2 separate regions of the Homo sapiens genome follow, and region 2 is linked to region 1. The links are chromatin contacts, found by Hi-C or POLR2A ChIA-PET in ENCODE. All regions are on one chromosome and are shown on one strand. The core of a region is the stretch at or near the end of the contact, and the rest is flanking DNA. Distances in the headings are between cores, read along the strand shown.

Evidence for each region. A loop is a pair of places that touch in the nucleus more often than their neighbours do. ChIA-PET counts read pairs that join two places held with the same protein, here RNA polymerase II (POLR2A). Pooled maps may share reads with other maps.
Region 2: a loop to region 1 is called in a map of ascending aorta, with 8 times the contacts of the local background. The contact joins the enhancer-like site here to the promoter of PLPP1 in region 1. A Hi-C loop is called at or near these places in 20 of 168 maps with a recorded cell type or tissue (Caco-2, Right ventricle myocardium inferior, Right ventricle myocardium superior and 6 more), 4 of 37 single-sample maps with no recorded cell type and 19 of 50 pooled maps. POLR2A ChIA-PET finds 5 or more read pairs at or near these places in 4 of 52 experiments (H1, PC-9, T-cell and 1 more).

Annotation. Positions count from the first base shown.
Region 1 is chr5:55,532,857-55,537,160 of GRCh38, reverse strand. It overlaps PLPP1 (phospholipid phosphatase 1), which reads left to right and starts at 2,197. Exons shown (of 6, transcript NM_003711.4): 1 at 2,197-2,589. The coding sequence starts at 2,532. It also overlaps the pseudogene RNF138P1. RefSeq lists an enhancer at 1,675-1,744 and a silencer at 1,975-2,614.
Region 2 is chr5:55,566,256-55,570,559 of GRCh38, reverse strand. No RefSeq gene overlaps it. Among named protein-coding and RNA genes, the nearest start is that of PLPP1, 33 kb to the right of the region's middle. Within about 2 kb of position 2,163, at least 3 of the 41 ENCODE cell types and tissues checked have a DNase peak (open chromatin) inside an H3K27ac peak, as active enhancers do; they include ascending aorta, where a contact is called at or near this core.

The DNA.
Region 1 (4,304 bases), core at 948-3,447:
GAACTTCTCTTGTTTATTTTAGCTTCTTCACAGATGTGTACCAGGTATCCATTAGGGGCTCAATAAATGTTGAATTAATGAATGTGTGAATAAACAAAAAATCACTAATCAGTAAGGTTTTTTTGAATGCTTATTTTTGAAAACGCACTTTAAGAGTAAATTTTTTTTTTAAATAGAAAGAATAAGATCTAGTACTTGATAGTACAACAGGGTCACTATAGTTAATAATTAAATTGTACATTTTAAAATAACTAAAAGAGTATAATTGAATTGTTTGTAATACAAAGGATAAATGCTTGAGAGGATGGATACCTCATTTTCCATGATGTAATTATTACACATTGCATACGTGTATCAAAACATCTCATTACCCCAAAATATATACACCTATTATGTACCCACAAAAAGTAAAAATAAAAAATTTTTAAAAAGTAAATGTTTTTAAAAATTACTTTTAAAAAGTAAATATTTCAAAAGCTGTTTAAGACACTGAGACTAGACTGTAACACAATAGGTGCTCAACAAATGTTTTTTGAATAAATACCTAATACTCAGACATCACAAGTACTTTGAATTTATTGTGACCTTGCAATCTGAGGCCCTTGTAACTCTGGAAGTAAAGAAAGCTACATGATAAACAATGGCACATCTTTCTCAGGTGTAAATTGCTTAAAGCTTTTACGGCTATTTAAACAAGAGGCAAAATAAAACATTAGCATTCGTTTTAAAGAAAAACATCTTTCTTCAAATGTATATTTTGTTTTTGAGAGCTTACTTGGGGCTGTATCTCCAGACTCTGTTTAATGTTATCTTTCCATTGGCTTTATGAGTGCTTTGCAGGATAAGTCGAAGAAGTAGTAGGCACATTTTGTGATTTGTGTTTTACATATTTAAAGAGAAAATATACCAATCATTAACATCTGTAGACGGTTTAACTCTAGATAAAGCCACTATCATATAATCTTTTCTGGGTTTCACTTCTTCCTCCAGACTGGAACACTGGGCAGCTTAAAGCTGTAAAAGCTTTAAGCAATTTACACCTGAGAAAGATGGGCCATTGTTTATCATGTGGCTTTCTTTACTTCCAGAGTTACAAGGGCCTCAGATTGCAAGGTCACAATAAATTCAAAGTACTTGTGATGTCTGAGTATTAGGTATTTATTTAAAAAATCCCCATTTTACATATTAGGAAACTGAGATTACTAAATGTGGGCTAGGGTCCTCCTGGGTATGGGGCAGGGGGAGTGCTTGCTGCTGTTAAAGAAAATTATCCTGACACTTGTCAAACACATGAATAATTTATTCAAGATTATTACAATAAGGGTCATGACTATTGGAACAGGAGAGAGAAATTGAGCTCAACTCAGAATACAGCAAAGACAGCAGGGGATTTATAGCCAAGGAACAGGCACCGTGTCTGTGAGGGAGGTGACGGTGGATGGAAAATTACTAAGAGGAGACATCAAGGGTAGAGGGATTCTGGCTAAAGGCAGGTCAAGGGCTTCTACAACAAAGGTGTAATATAAGGAATCTAATCCGATATTAAATATCAAGAATTCAACGGTGATCAGGTATCGAGGATGGATGATTTAGCATGCTTCTTGCTAACATTTGGGCTCAGCCAGGACACAGGGAGGTCAACGTTGAGGCCTAAGTGAGAAAGGGCTCAGAGGTACCAAACTAAAGGAGAGCGTCTCTGTTCCTGCCTACTCTGACCTCTTTTCCCCCCTTAAACTCAGTGGTAACAATCTGACCTGTTTATTACCTCATCCCCATGGAAGGGGTGGGGAGTGGCAGGCAGCCGGTGCTCTAGGATCGTTGGGTAGGGAGCCTAGCTCTCTGAAAGCAGCAATGCCTAGTGGGGGTACCGAGGCCGAGTTCGGAGACCACCTGAGCAATTGCGGTCCAGAGCAAAGCCCCCTGGATCGGAACGGGAGCCGCCCCCACGCCCCGCCCGGCTGCCGAGAGCCGCACTTCTGGGCGGATGCCGCAGGTCGGGAGGGATGAGGCCGACGGCGCTGATTGGCTGACCGCCGCGGCCTGGGGTTTCCCTGGCCCCGCCCCTGCTGCACTCCCCCCGCCCGCGAACCCGCGCGCTGCCCGGTCCTGCGCTGCTCAGCGGGAGGGGCTGGACCCCGCGTTCCTCCTCCCTGCCGGTCCCCATCCTTAAAGCGAGAGTCTGGACGCCCCGCCTGTGGGAGAGAGCGCCGGGATCCGGACGGGGAGCAACCGGGGCAGGCCGTGCCGGCTGAGGAGGTCCTGAGGCTACAGAGCTGCCGCGGCTGGCACACGAGCGCCTCGGCACTAACCGAGTGTTCGCGGGGGCTGTGAGGGGAGGGCCCCGGGCGCCATTGCTGGCGGTGGGAGCGCCGCCCGGTCTCAGCCCGCCCTCGGCTGCTCTCCTCCTCCGGCTGGGAGGGGCCGTAGCTCGGGGCCGTCGCCAGCCCCGGCCCGGGCTCGAGAATCAAGGGCCTCGGCCGCCGTCCCGCAGCTCAGTCCATCGCCCTTGCCGGGCAGCCCGGGCAGAGACCATGTTTGACAAGACGCGGCTGCCGTACGTGGCCCTCGATGTGCTCTGCGTGTTGCTGGGTACGTACGCGCCGCCGGGTCCGAGGGGCGTGTGCGGCTGTCCCGGGAGGGCTTTAGCGCAGAGCCGCGACGGGCAGCGGGGGTGTGTTGCCTGACGCGTGCGCAGCTGTGGGGCGACACACGGGGGCGGCTTCTGCAGCCGAGGGACCCCGCTTTGCAGCCTGCACCCCGGCTCCCGCGTGCCCGCCGCTGTCTGTCGCCCGCCGGTGCGATGAGCCCAGCCCTGCTTGGACGCTGTTCACGCCTCTGCGCTCCATACCTTGCTCCTGTCCTCTGTTTGCAGTTCCACTCTAGCAGAGCAGGGTGGGCTCCTCCCCTCTGTACGGTAGAGGAGCCTGGTCACTGGCCCATCTCAGTAGTGAAACTGGAGGTTTGATGCACAGGGGATTCTCAGTAGCAGGCGCCAGTGCCTGATTTATCGTGAGAAGCAGTTTAATATTTCGGCTATAAAAGGCTAGAACTAGTTCCTAATTAGAAGGTGTGCCAGGTTGTAAATTGTCAGGTTGCAAGTAGGGATGAGCACGCCAAGTTTTTGCGTATAGGTCTAAAGAAGTTTTGGGGGTGGGGGAGGATGCGGTACCCCAGACCTGTTTCCTTGTCTGCCCAGACCTTGCCATGGTGTAGCTTTCCATCTCTTGTGACAGTGTCTCAAGGAGCAGTAGACATTCTTTGGCTGCAGCAGATTTCGCATTGTCTTCCTGATTGGAAGAGTTCAGTTATGAGGCTTCTGGTTGCCAGTTACTCCTTTCTTTTGAAGAGAAAGAACTGGAATCATTTGGATAAGGGATGGGCGTTGGAAGGAGTAGTTTTCACTTTTTATGTATTGTATAAGGCAGTTATGCTGTGAACTATTTATATATGATGGAATAAACAAAAACAAAGCAAGAGCTGCTGGAGGTTTGGATAGTCCTACTCATGTTGAAGTAATCAGAATAGTAGTAGTATTGGCAAGTTCTCAGGGTGGGAGATCTGTGGCTTTAGCCACCTGGATGGAAGTCTGCGTAATGGTTTCTCAGTGACAGGAGATTCCCTCGGTTTTAATCCAGTAGTTCCTAGTTATTCCACTCTCCAGTTTCCAACCGGGTCATTTAGGCCCTTGCAATCTTGTGGAATTCTTATAAATTCTGTTACCAGGTTTTGTTGTTGTTGTAAGGAAAAATTCCATTTTGTTATCTTTTTTTTTTTTTTTTGGATACAGTCTCTCTCTGTCACCCAGGCTGGAGTGCAGTGGCGGGATCTCGGCTCACTGCAGCCTCTGCCGCCTGGGTCCAAGTGATTATCCTGTCTTGGCCTCTCTAGTAGCTGGGATTACAGGCACCGCCACCATGCCTGGCTAATTTTTCTGTTTTTAGTAGAGACAGGGTTTCTCCATGTTGGCCAGGCTGGTCTCGAACTCCTGACCTCAGGTGATCCGCCTGTCTCAGCCTCCCAAAGTGTTGGGATTACAGGTGTGAGCCACAGCGCTGGGCCCTAAAACTGCATTTTGTTACCTGTTAATATGAAGCATCTTTGTTGTTTCCCAAGACACTTCCTGTTTAGGTCCACAGTGAGTTTTAGGAATTAAGTTTAGGAAAGTGGAACACAATTTTGGCACATTGTCTTTTTTTTTTTTTTTTTGGAGACGGTCTTGCTCTGTCGCCCAGGCTGGAGTGCAGTGGCGCGATCTTGGCTCACTGCAACCTCCGCTTCCCGGGTTCAAGCAGTTCTCTGCCTCA
Region 2 (4,304 bases), core at 914-3,413, 33 kb before region 1:
ATGGTTGGCACTGTGCACATGGCACTTGCATACACACACACACACATGCACACACGCACACACACTCACACACACCTCAACTAATGTAAAGGTCCCAACATAAACATTAGTTCTCACAAGTGCTCCAAGGATTTTAAAGGCTTTGGTGCTGCAAAAGATATTGAGTCAGCTTGTGACAGCTACAATCCTGCTCCTGTTTCAGGTTTAAGAAAAAAAGAAAGAAAGAAAAAAGGAAACCATACTCATTTCTTCCTTCCACAGCTCAGTGAAATTCCAAAAAATTAGTAAGAATCCCTTAGCTTGCCTCATTGGTAGAAATGTCTGGTTGGGACATTCCTTTGGCCACTTTCGCTGAAAACTGCATACCTCTGGGACTAAAGCATCCCCACTCCAGTCTCCTGTCTCAAAACTGACTGAGAATTGTCTACAAAGATAGGAGGACTCTGTGCAAAAACCCCCCGGAGAAAACAACACAAAACCACACCTGACCCTGCATAGAGCTTGTATTTCCAGAGAGAAAACACAGTCTCTGAGATAGTATTAGGTTGGTGCAAAAGTAATTGCGTTTTTTATAATTACTTTTAATGGCAAGTTAATATTTTTTAGCATCCCTCAGGGCCTCTTTTTATTTTCCCTGCTGAGCAGGTAACCACCTAAGGAGTGTTTGTCCCTGTTTCCATCATAGTCAAGGAAATGTGGGACATTCTTTTGCCTGTGAAATGGGAAAGTTGTCACTGCGATACAGTGTTAAGTTTCTCCGAGAGCCCATCTTTGCAAGTGAAGAGGCCTTCCTTATAGGAAATAGAAATGCTGACCAGGCCTTTTCTATCTAGGACACTTGTGCTCCTGGTCATTTTACTACAGCAGTTTGTGTTTAATTTGTTGTTTTATTTGGCAATAAGCAAGCAAGGAAAACAAGGGTATTAATAATGATAATCGTCATTTGAACTTCCTGGGTACAACATGTACTTGTACCCAAGTGCTGAATACAATTTTTAAAAAGGATTATTTGTATGTGTGCACAAATGAGACTAAAAATTGCCATGAACTTAAATCATTCATTCTCCTTTGTCCCAGAAAAACACATTTTTGTCTCCGTGGCATTTGAATCAACTTTTCTTTCCTTTCCTAATTTTAGCATTTGAAAAGATTTTATGTCATGAAACGACTTTATTTATGTATTCTGCAACCCTTGCCACAAAGCCTTAGGGTGTACCAATTAAAAACATGAGTTTTACCCAGCAAAGAACTGAAGCAATTTGATGATTTTTCATCGATGAAACAGTTTCCATTAGCAAGCTCCTTGCAAAATGATAGTTCTATTTGGCGACTCAAATGCCATAAATCTGGTTGTCTTTCTGGTTTTGCGGCGAATCCCGCCTGCCTGCCGTGGTCTCTGTTGTTGATTTAGGATTTTGGCTTGGCGACCCTTTGTTCTTCCCTCTCATCCCTCCTTTGTTAGAAAGGTGGAAAATCAGCAAGGGCTGTAAGCGCTGAGAAAACAGGGAGTCTCCTAGCAGGAGTCTCTTGAGTGTAGTTACCATTTATGGATTATGATCTAATAATTCAAATTCCAGGGCAACAGAAGACCATTGCAGAAGTTTTCTTGGCATATTAAAATCTGCCCGCAAGAGAGTTTACCAGAAAAGGAATCTCTGAGGTGAGGACCTGACGTCCACATCTTTGCGTTGGATGGCCAAAATTTCTGAGAAACACTAAGCTGTGAGGTCTTCTGAGAAATAAGCTGATGTCACAGGGTTGGACGGACCTGTTGCCACAAGATGCTAATGCTCTGGAAACCTGCCAAATGTATTGCCTGTTTAAAATGTACTCCATAGAACTACCATTTGATCCAGCAATCCCACTACTGGGTATCTACCCAGAGGAAAAGAAGTCATTATACGAAAAAGATACTTGCAGCTGGGAGTGGTGGCTCACACCTGTAATCCCAGAACTTTGGGAGGCTGAGGTGGGCAGATCACCTGAGGTCAGGAGTTTGAGACCAGCCTAGCCAATATGGTGAAACCCTGTCTCTACTAAAAATACAAAAATTAGCTGGGTGTGGTGGCGGGCATCTGTAATCCCAGCTACTCAGGAGGCTGAGGCAGGAGAATTGCTTGAACCCAGGAAGCAGAAGTTGCAGCGAGCCGAGATTGCACCATTGCACTCCAGCTCTGGGCAACAGAACAAGACTCCATCTCAGAAAAAAATAAAAAAAGAAAAAGAAAAAGATATTTGCACACACATATTTATAGCAGCACAATTTGCAATTGCAAAATTGTGGAATCAACCCAAATGCCCATCAATCAATGAGTGGATAAAGAAACTGTGAGATATGTGTGTATTTTTATATATATATCATATATATGTTATATATATGATATATATATTATATATATATCATATATATAACATATATATGATATATATTATATATATCTATATATATAATGGAATACTACTCAGCCATAAAAAAGAATTAATTAAGGGCATTTGCAGTGACCTGGATGAGACTGGAGACTATTATTCTAAGAGAAGTAACTCAGGAATGGAAAACCAAATATCGTATGCTCTCATTGATATGTAAGAGCTAAGCTATGAGGATGCAAAGGCATAAGAATGATACAATGGACTTTGGGGACTTAGGGGGAAGGGTGGGAAAGGGGCGAGGGATAAAAGACTACAAACTGGGTGCGGTGTATACTGCTCAGGTGATGAGTGCACCAAAATCTCACAAATCACCACTAAGGAACTTATGTAACCAAACAGCATCTGTACCCCATTAACCTATGGAAAAATTAAAGTAAAAAATACATAAATAAAATGGACTCCAGAGAGAAGTTGGTTAAGGGGTATAAAAATACAAGTGGATAGAAGGAATAAGTTCTAGGCCGGGCACAGTGGCTCATGCCTGTAATCCGAGGACTTTGGGAGGCCGAGGCGAGCGAATCACAAGGTCAGAAGTTCGAGACCAGCCTGGCCAGCATGGTGAAACCCCATCTCTACTAAAAACACAAAAAATTAGCTAGGCGTAGTGGTGGGCGCCTGTAATTCCAGTTACTCGGGAGGCTGAGGCAGGAGAATCACTTGAGCCCAGGAAGCAGAGGTTGCAGTGAGCCAAGATTGTGCCACTGCACTCCAGCCTGGGTGACAGAGCAGGGCTTCATCTCAAAAAAAAAAGTATTGTTTTATAATGTGTTATAAATTGACTTGCTTACTATAAACAATTTACATACAGAAGTGAATAAAGGAGAAACTAGCATTTCAAATAATCCCAATCCTACAGCTAACTATTGTGAAAAACTTGATATATATGTGTACATATATGACATATAGTATCTAATATATATCTATTACATTTTATCTATTATTTATTATATATACTGATTTGGCTTTTTTTTTTTAACCAAATGGCTTACACTCTACATTCTACTCTGTAATTTGCCTTTTTTCCCACATAACAAAACGGCCAGACATCTTTCAAAGTCCAGATACGTATATCTACTCTATTTGGTTTTGGGTTTTTGTTTTGTTTTGTTTTGTTTTTTGAGACAACAGGGTCTCCCTCTGTCACCCAGGCTGGGGTGCAGTGGCGCAATCTTGGCTCACTACAACCTCTGCCTCCTGAGTTCAAGCAATTCTTCCATCCCAGCCTCCAAAGTAGCTGTGACTGCAGGTGTGTGCCACCATGCCTGAATTTTTTGGTAGAGATGGAATCTCACCATGTTGGCCAGGCTGGTCTCGACCTCCTAACCTCAAGTGATTCACCCGCCTCGGCCTCCCAAAGTGCTGGGATTACAGGCGTGAGCCACCATGCCTGACCTATCTACTCCATTTGTAAAATGACTACATAGTATTCCATTGCATGGGTATACCATACTTTTCCATCTAATTCCTACTGGTGAAGATTTGTGGTTTCTAATTTTTTGCCCTTATAAATAATGCAATGGGCATCCTTGCATATGTATCTTTGCACACCTGTTTGGGAAGTAGAACTGTTGGATCAAAGGATATTGTGTATACATGTTTAAATATAATCATACTAGTGCCTGTAATCCCAGCACTTTTGGGAGGCCAAGGTGGGAGAATCACTTGAGGCTAATAATTTGAGATCAGCCAGGCAACATCATAGAAAGACGCTGTCTCTACAGAAAGTTAGTCGAGCATGGTGGAGCATGCCTGTGGTCCCAGCTACTCGAGAGACTGAGGCAGGAGGATCATTTGAGCCCAGGGGTTCAAGGTTACAGTGAGCTGGGATCGTGCCACTGTACTCCAGCCTGTGTGACAGAGCAAAACCCTGTCTC